Regions from separate parts of the Mus musculus genome. Here region 1 is linked to region 2. A link is a contact called in ENCODE Hi-C or POLR2A ChIA-PET data. All regions are on one chromosome and are shown on one strand. Each heading gives the region's core, a stretch centred on a gene start or an enhancer-like site at or near the end of the contact. The rest is flanking DNA. Distances are from core to core; before and after follow the strand shown.

The links. A loop is a pair of places that touch in the nucleus more often than their neighbours do. ChIA-PET counts read pairs that join two places held with the same protein, here RNA polymerase II (POLR2A).
Region 1: a loop to region 2 is called in a map of CH12.LX, with 6 times the contacts of the local background. The contact joins the promoter of H2bc21 here to the promoter of Mcl1 in region 2. A Hi-C loop is called at or near these places in 2 of 37 maps with a recorded cell type or tissue (CH12.LX and T-helper 17 cell). POLR2A ChIA-PET finds 5 or more read pairs at or near these places in 1 of 5 experiments (Patski).

The regions. Positions count from the first base shown.
Region 1 is chr3:96,217,988-96,222,350 of GRCm38, reverse strand. H2bc21 (H2B clustered histone 21) reads right to left here and starts at 1,279. Exons shown (of 1, transcript NM_178214.4): 1 at 1-1,279. The coding sequence starts at 1,185. The coding sequence ends at 805. H2ac21 (H2A clustered histone 21) reads right to left here and starts at 2,466. Exons shown (of 1, transcript NM_178213.5): 1 at 1,997-2,466. The coding sequence starts at 2,435. The coding sequence ends at 2,043. It overlaps H2ac20 (H2A clustered histone 20), which reads left to right and starts at 1,471. Exons shown (of 1, transcript NM_175662.2): 1 at 1,471-1,938. The coding sequence starts at 1,507. The coding sequence ends at 1,896.
Region 2 is chr3:95,656,273-95,660,847 of GRCm38, reverse strand. It overlaps Mcl1 (myeloid cell leukemia sequence 1), which reads right to left and starts at 2,127. Exons shown (of 3, transcript NM_008562.3): 1 at 1,361-2,127; 2 at 840-1,087; 3 at 1-141. The coding sequence starts at 1,991. The coding sequence ends at 25.

The DNA of each region.
Region 1 (4,363 bases), core at 30-2,529, 560 kb before region 2:
ATCAGCAACAGTGTAAATAAGAAAGCAAAGGGAACTTGAGACAACTTCTCCTGGAGACACGACAGGAGGGAAAAAGCTAATTCCTGCGTGTGTGGATTCGAAAGATCGCTTCATGAGCCCAGAGAAGCAGCAGTAGCCTGCGGTAATCTGGCACTGCAGAGGTTAAAGCAAAGAATTAAAAGGAAAAACAAAAACAGAACAAAACAAACCAAGCAAGCCTCGAACAGGGATTTTAAAGCCTGATAGAGAACCATAACCGACTTCTACCAAATCGGCAGCAACGTGGAACATTCGTGTTTGTAAATCAGTAAATTAGAGGGACACCACCCTAAGTACCCCGTAACCGCTGGTGCCCAGGACACAAGTAAAGGGACAGAGCGGTTTCAGTTGTAGATGGCTGGTACCCAGCATTCGCCGACACAGTCTTAGCTGTGTCCTGGAGCCCTCTATTCGCCAGGGTAAGGAAACCATCTCACTTTAAGTCGACAAGTAAATGGTACCCCAAAAGCCTAGAACACGGAAACCGGGCCCAGAGACCCACCTCCATTATCCTAGTCTAAAAAGAACTCCAAGAAGCTAAGTAGGGTGCAGCAAACTGCAAACAGATACCCACAGGGGAACTCAAAACCACAAAGGCTTAAAACTTCTGAAGTGTACCCTTTTCAAGACCCTTGGAGTAACTTTGGAATAGGAACTAGAAACTAATGCAAGTGGCAAAGCTCTCTTCTGATTTGAGCGGGTGACTCACTAAAAGAGACTTTAAAAGATCAAAGGGGCCAGCGAGCGCCTCATCCAGGGAGGCCTCTACTTGGCGCTGGTGTACTTGGTGACGGCCTTGGTGCCCTCCGACACGGCGTGCTTGGCCAGTTCTCCGGGCAGTAGAAGGCGCACCGACGTCTGGATCTCCCGCGATGTGATTGTAGACCGCTTGTTGTAATGCGCCAGGCGAGAAGCCTCGTTTGCTATGCGCTCAAAGATGTCATTGACAAACGAGTTCATGATGCCCATGGCCTTGGACGAGATGCCGGTGTCCGGGTGCACCTGCTTCAGCACTTTGTACACATAGATGGAGTAGCTCTCCTTGCGGCTGCGCTTGCGCTTCTTGCCATCTTTCTTTTGCGCCTTGGTGACAGCCTTCTTGGAACCCTTCTTGGGAGCCGGGGCAGATTTGGCCAGTTCAGGCATGATTAAAAGCAAACAGTGGAAAACAGTCTAGTAAGTAGAAAATCAACCAGGGACCCGGAGGACTTGAGCCCTTTATGAACGCCTTATGCAAATTAGGTCTCAAAGTACTTTTAATTTCCATTGGCCCATACGCGAAACTTGCGTTTTCAGTACAAGCCTAAAATTTCAGATTTCATTGGACTTCTCAGGGGCCAAATAACCACCAATGAAAAGCTCCCTCCTCACCCCACCCCTAGGAGCGCCTATAAAGGCCTTAGAGACGAATCAACCTAGCTTTACAGAAGTTGTCACCTCGGTGTGTCCTACATTATACTCTAAGTTATGTCTGGCCGTGGCAAACAGGGAGGCAAGGCCCGCGCCAAGGCCAAGTCGCGGTCTTCCCGGGCCGGGCTACAGTTCCCGGTGGGGCGTGTGCACCGGCTGCTGCGCAAGGGCAACTACGCGGAGCGCGTGGGCGCCGGCGCGCCGGTATACATGGCGGCGGTGCTGGAGTACCTAACGGCCGAGATCCTGGAGCTGGCGGGCAACGCGGCCCGCGACAACAAGAAGACGCGCATCATCCCGCGCCATCTGCAGCTGGCCATCCGCAACGACGAGGAGCTCAACAAGCTGCTGGGCAAAGTGACGATCGCACAGGGCGGCGTCCTGCCCAACATCCAGGCCGTGCTGCTGCCCAAGAAGACCGAGAGCCACAAGGCTAAGAGCAAGTGAAACTCAACACGAATCCAAAAAGGCTCTTTTTAGAGCCACCAAATCTTTTACAAAGGAGCTAGCTAACGCGCCAGTTTGTGACCAGCCCTTTGGATGACACTTTGGTGGCTCTTAAAAGAGCCTTTTTGTGTGGAAAGGGATAATAGTTATTTGTTCTTTCCAGGCTTATGACTTTCCGTTTTCTTCGGAAGTAAGACAGCCTGAATATTGGGGAGGACCCCGCCCTGGGCGATGGTGACTCCCCCTAGTAACTTGTTGAGCTCCTCATCGTTCCTCACAGCTAGTTGCAGATGGCGCGGGATGATGCGCGTCTTCTTGTTGTCGCGGGCCGCGTTGCCCGCCAGCTCCAGGATCTCGGCCGTTAGGTACTCCAGCACCGCCGCCATGTACACCGGCGCGCCGGCGCCCACGCGCTCCGCGTAGTTGCCCTTGCGCAGCAGCCGGTGCACACGCCCCACCGGGAACTGCAGCCCGGCGCGGGACGACCGCGACTTCGCCTTGGCGCGGGCCTTGCCTCCTTGTTTGCCACGGCCAGACATGGCGGAATAAGCAATTTCTGCTGCTTTTTCCAAGGGAAGGATATGGAAAGGTGAATTTATAAGATCTATCGGGAGGGGTGAAGGAAAAGTAGCTTGATTGGCTTAAAATGGAGCTGTCTCCAACAGCCAATGGGAAAGCAGAAGCTAGACTCGGTGGTTTACATCCTGCAGTACAGGAAATGACGAATTTTTTGAAAAAGGAATTTACCAATCGATGAGAGCCACATTTAAAGGCCCTCACTTACATCGTAGGATTTTAAGGGCAGAAGAATTTCGCGGAGCTGTTTATTGTGGTAATTTATAGAGGTTTGTTTTGTTTGCCCAGTTTAGAGCTGAAAAATCTAAACAAACAACCAAGAGCACAAAACTCGAAACACTCCCCTTGAAGTATGGGATTTTGCTCTGTCCCCACCCCCACCCCGGAGCTTTAAATTACTCTCCATGTCTCACACAAGCAGGCTCCGTAAAGGAATTAGGAAAGTTGCTTCGCTTCCTTACCCTTGACAGTGGCTCCCCATCTTTGCCCCTGGGTCGTTTGACCAAGGGCTAGATGACATTGTATCCATCGTCTTTGACCTCTAGGAGGTGTCTGCCACCACCTTTTCCCTCTAGCTTTTAAGATGTCCTCGTTTGATCTGGGGTTTTCTTTACCCTGCTCCGGTTCTCTCCCCACTAAAAAATCCGCGAGTTCAGCTGAACTGTCCTATCCCCAGCTCTTCCCTCTGGCGAGGCTTACAAGCTTCCAGCTAATTCAGATTCGCTTCACAAGCTCAGACTCCGGTATCAGGCGTTTACTAAATGTTTAACTCGTTTGTCTCAACAAGCATCATATTAGCATCTGAAACATGAGCTCTGCATTCCTTTGCCCTATCCCAAGAATTGCACCCAAAAACTTTCAGGTACCAAGATAAGACGGTGGGGGGTGAACGGTGAGGGAGCCTGTTAAGGGAACTGTATCTAATTCTAGAAGTTACAGTTACATTCTAAACTATTCTTAAGTTTGCAGGGTATTTTGTTAGCATTAGACAGCCATTCTGCTATGCAAGTTCTAACAACATTAACTTTTGAGGCATTTGGGGCTGAGAACAAAACCCAGATAACAGGAAAATCTCGTACACATATCCCTGGCACCTTGTGAGGTTCTGCTTAAAGAGTCAGTGAACCCCCTCGCCTTGACCTCTGGTTTTCTTCTCAGTGATCTGAGTTGTGAAGAAGGCTAACGGGACAGAGATCGCTCAACCCAAGTGTGATTCACCCTGTGCTATAGGCCATCTACAAAGTGGATGTAATTTTCTGTTTTGTGGGTAAAGAAAAAAGGGCTCAAGGGGATTTAGACCCTTGTTAAAGGGCATTGTAGTCCCTCGCTAACCCAAGTGTTTCAGACTCAGAATATACTCTTTATGACTTTATTCATAATATTTCACTAACCAGATATTGGGCATAATGAAGTAACTTGTCCACCATTACTTTCCTCTATAAGGGAAAATTATTTTGAGATTTTAAATTCCATACAAAATCTTATTAGGTAAGTCTACATAGGCCAGTATGTAATTGTCTATTGCTCCCTAGAGCTCCCTTGCTTGAATTTTAGCCAGAGACTTCCTAGAAGAGACAAACAGGCCATTTGTAGAGTGCACACATCACTCACCAGCTGGCTGGTATTTCCTCTGAGACCTCTGGGATTGTTTCCCTAAGGCAGCAGAGGTCCTGCCCAAACATTTAATTAAGCAAACATTTATTTAGTGCTCGCCCTTTATTCCAACCACAATCCCTTCCCTCCCCTCCCCTAATGCCTCTCAAAATCTTGATCTGCCCAAGACAGACCTTTCAGCAAAAAAGAGATATTATTGCAACTATGATTGTATTAAGAACAAAGATGGAAAGCTTGCTATATACAGCTTGCACTTAATTTTTTTCTTTTAAAATGA
Region 2 (4,575 bases), core at 878-3,377:
GAGTCCCCTATTGCACTCACAAGGCTATCTTATTAGATATGCCAGACCAGCCCCTACTCCAGCAACACCCGCAAAAGCCAGCAGCACATTTCTGATGCCGCCTTCTAGGTCCTGTACGTGGAAGAACTCCACAAACCCATCCTAGAAAACAAAAAAGAAAAGCACATTTTCAAGTATGGGTTTCTGCTGTTGTAACACTACATACAGAGAAACGGTGAATTAAAATATCCCCCAAACAATGGTGAACCAATTACCTACTTCTGGGATGCAAGAGACACTTCTGGAGTTCTTTCCAGTGAGTAACCACACAACAGTTACCTTACAGCAGTTGTATTGCACCTCAATTATTTTTGCACAGACTGAGCAGGGCCCATAACCAACCACTCTTTGGATCCATCCCCATGTAGTATTTCTCCCATGGGTATTTCCTAATGAGAATGAGTGCACCTTACACCAGAGCTGGTGTATTTGGGTATTAACTTCTAAAATGCAGGCTCTACCCCTTATCCATTTGATTAAAATGAGGGGGATGTAATTTAGTCATCACAGGTGACTCTTACTTCTTCACGGTTTGAATCCACTGCTCTGAAGATTATCCAACTGAATTAGAAGTACAACCTACAGAATACAAGACCTTTTGGTACAATTCAAGACCGTCATAATGAGTTTTTCTCTGGACCTACCACCTACAACGACCAACATCATGCAACAAGAGATACATAAATTAAATCTGAAACCGGAGAGAAACTTTGTAAAAACCCTCTAGGTGCCTTCTCCTTCACAAAATCCTGCACCCCATTTCCACTCCACGGTCCCTTTATATCACAAGACGAACTTACCCAGCCTCTTTGTTTGACAAGCCAGTCCCGTTTCGTCCTTACAAGAACATCTGTGATAGTTTCTGCTAATGGTTCGATGAAGCTTTCTTGGTTTACGCTCTTTAAGTGTTTGGCCACAAAGGCACCGAAAGAAATAAGAGTCACAATCCTGCCCCAGTTTGTTACGCCATCTTTGAAAACATGGACCATTACTCGAGAAAAAGATTTAACATCGCCTTCGTTTTTAATGTCCAGTTTCCGGAGCATGCCTGAGAAGAAAAGCAAGAAACCTCATGGCCTCCTTTGTCTGCAGCGGGGCACTACCCTTCTGCCCACCCACGACGAGGGGACCGTGCTCTCCCGGCTCTAGAGCAGTCAGGCAGACCCCACGCCGACAGTGACATCCCACCCTTTCCGGTCTTTGAACCCAACAGCCAGATGGGCGGAAACAATGACTCACAGCCAGAAAATTCTGGTTGCAGAGCCAGGCTCCGGCTCTTCCCTCTTCCCGCACGGCCCGGCCCGGCCCGGGCGCCGCTTACCCTGGAAGGCCGTCTCGTGGTTGCGCTGCACGCCGTCGCCCACGCGCCGCAGGGTCTCCAGCGCTCTCCGGCCCGCCGCGCCCGCCTCGCCCAGAGGCTTCGAGTCCTTGGAGCCGGTCGCCTGCTCCCGCAAGTAGCGCGAGATGATCTCCAGCGACTGGCGGTATAGGTCGTCCTCTTCCTCCTCGGGCGGCGGCGGCGTGGAGGGCAGAGAGCCGTCGGCCCCGGAGCTCTTGGCCGCCTCGCTCACGCGCTCCAGGAGGGGCAGCACGGCCGGGCGCTTGCCGATGGCCTCCGGCTCGCAGCCGTCCAGTTCCTCCTCCGGAGACACGATGGCGGCGGCGGCCGACGCGGCCATCTCCTCGGGCGGCACGGCGAGGAGGCCGGGCGACTTATGCAGCCGCCTTTCGGCCGACGCGGTGACGTCGGGGTCCTCGGCGCCCACGGGCGGCGGCCGGGCGACCACCCGCGCGCCGGGCAGCAGGGCGGCCTCCCCTCCCCCCTCGCGCCGCGCCTTGGCCTCCTCGGCCACCAGGCGCGCCCCTGCCGGAGAACCGCCGCCCGCGCCGAGGCTGGCGCCGCCGCAGTACAGGTTCAAGCCGATGACCGCGTTTCTCCGCAGGCCAAACATGGTCGGACGCCGCAGGCTGAGGGGAAGGAGCGGGGAAGGCCGCGACTCCAGACCGGAGGCAGGCGGAAGTCAGGAGTGAGGAAGGCCGTTCCCTGCCGCCGCCTTAGGGCCGTGCTGACGCAGGCGAGGACTTCCCGTAAAAGGGGAAAGGGGCGGGCGTTTCCGGAGGGCTGGCCCGGCCACTCCGCGCCTCTTCCGGCCGGAGCGCTCTCGCGGCTTCCGCGGCTACGGTTGGCGGAGCGCGGTACCTGGCCTTGGCTCGCGGACGGATTGTGCTTTTTTGTCCGGTACAACTCTCAGCCCGGCTGGCCAAGTGCTTGGCTTCCCGGGGAATGGTTCCTGCTCGGGAACGCCTGCTGATCTGTGTCGGTTTTTGAATTTCAAGCTGCCCTGGAACTCTGCATAGCCCAGGCTGGTCCTAACGTTAGGCAGTCCTGCCTTAGCCTTTCTCGTTGCACTACCTGCTGTGTTTTTATAACATACCAGTCTTAAACACTTTTTTGTTTGTGTGTATTTGTGGTTGTGTGCCTGCCTCCAGGTGGGTGCTGGGAGTTAAACCCTGGAAGAGCAAACCAGGGAGGGCATCTCCAGTCTCATACACAAAGGAATATTAACCATTGATTTGCTTAAAAGTTAGGGGGAGTCCTGCTCTGTCATTTTTCTACTGTGAGCCCTCACTCCCTGTGTTCCAAAATGACTTTCCGTTCCGGTTTTTTTTGTTTTTTGTTTTTTGTTTTTGTTTTTTTGTTTTTCGAGACAGGGTTTCTCTGTGTAGCCCTGGCTGCACTGGAACTCACTCTGTAGATCAGGCTGGCCTCAAACTCAGAAATCCTCCTGCCTCTGCCTCCCGAGTGCTGGAATTAAAGGCGTGCCCCACACTGCCTGGCCAAAATGACTTTTCATGGACAGCTATTAAGGGGTTATTTATGTGGAGCCTGTGAAAGATTCAACTGGTGAAAGGCTCCTGAAACCCAGCCCTAAAGACCTGAGTTCAATACACAGAACCCACCTAACAATGAAGGAGTGAGACCACTTTCCAGAGTTGACCTCTGGCTGCCAGAAGAGCCTAGCTCCCTACCCTATCCCCAAACAGTAAAAGTCTAAAATATGAGCCATTTATGGTGGCTAGGCCTATAGCTCAATTGGCAGAAGAGCTTGCCCAGGCCTGGGGAGGCAGAGGCAAGAGACTCAATTTAAAACTCATTTTTGGCTACATGATGAGCCTGCTGTCTAAAATGAACAAAGGATGGTTACGGGAGTAACTCAGTTGGTAGAGAATTTGCCTACCCTTGTAGAAGTCCTGGGTTGATCCCCAGCACCATATAAAACGGTGAAGATCTTTGGTGGACTGGTTAGACTTAATATCAACTTGACACAAGCTGGAATTCCATGGACTGGCGGTCCTGGGTTCTGTAAGAAAACAGGCTGAGCAAGCCATGGGAAACAAGCCAGTTAGCAGCTCCTGCCCATGGCCTCTGCCTCTAGGTTCCTGCCCCGTTTGAGTTCCTGTCCTGATGTCCTTCAGTGATGAACAGTAATGTGGAAGCAAGCTAAGCCCAATGAACCCTTTTCTCCCAAGCTGCTTTTGGTTGTGGTGCTTTGCCATAGCAACAGAGACCCAAACTAAGACACTTGGTCTACATAGGAAGCGCCCATCAGCCAGGGTTAAAAGGTTGAGACCCTGTCTCAAACCAGATAGATAGATAGATAGATAGATAGATAGATAAGTAAGTGGCAAGCTGGAAATGTGGCTTACTTGGAGAATGCTTGCCTAACATAAAACCTTGGGTTTAAAACCCTGTAAATTGGCTGCATACCTTCAGTTCCAGAACTTGGGAGGCTCAAAACAAAAGACATGGGGAGATAGATGATGGTCCAGCAAGTAAAGACAATTGCTGCCAAACCCTGGAACCCATGTGCTGGAAGGGAAAGAAACGGGCTCCTAACCACTGTTCCTGACATCCACATATGCATTAAATCTATACATTTTTGTTTCAGTTTTTAGAGACAGGGTTACTCTGTGTAGCCCCAGCTGCTCTGGAACTTGTTCTGTAGACCAAGCTGGCCTTGAACTCACAGAGATCTGCCTGCTTCTGCCTCCCAAGTATTAGAATTAAAGGCATGCACCACCACTGCCTGATATAAATAGATAAACATTAAACTACAGTAAGTAAGGAGACAGGGAACCATATGATTATTTGTAGGAGAAGATCTAAAATCCTAGTTTATAGGATGTGGCAGGGAGTATGGAGAGAAGCATTTTGCAGTTGTAGTGACTAAAATATTTCTGTAAGGAACTTTTAATCCCAAAACAAGTAACCACAATCTGAGATGGGAGACATATATATATATATATATATATATATATATATATATATATATGAATGACATGTTGTAACCGAGCAGCAGAATTCATTTGTGTTTGATGACCTATAGGAAAGCTTTATGGAAGAGAAAGGTTTGCCCAGGTTGGTCCCCAATTGGAAGCCATCTTCCTGCCTCGGCCTGCTGCATTCTTACAGTCAGGACACCAGCTGCAGATTCAGCATGGACTTAAAAAAAATCACTTTAAATGATGTGCATG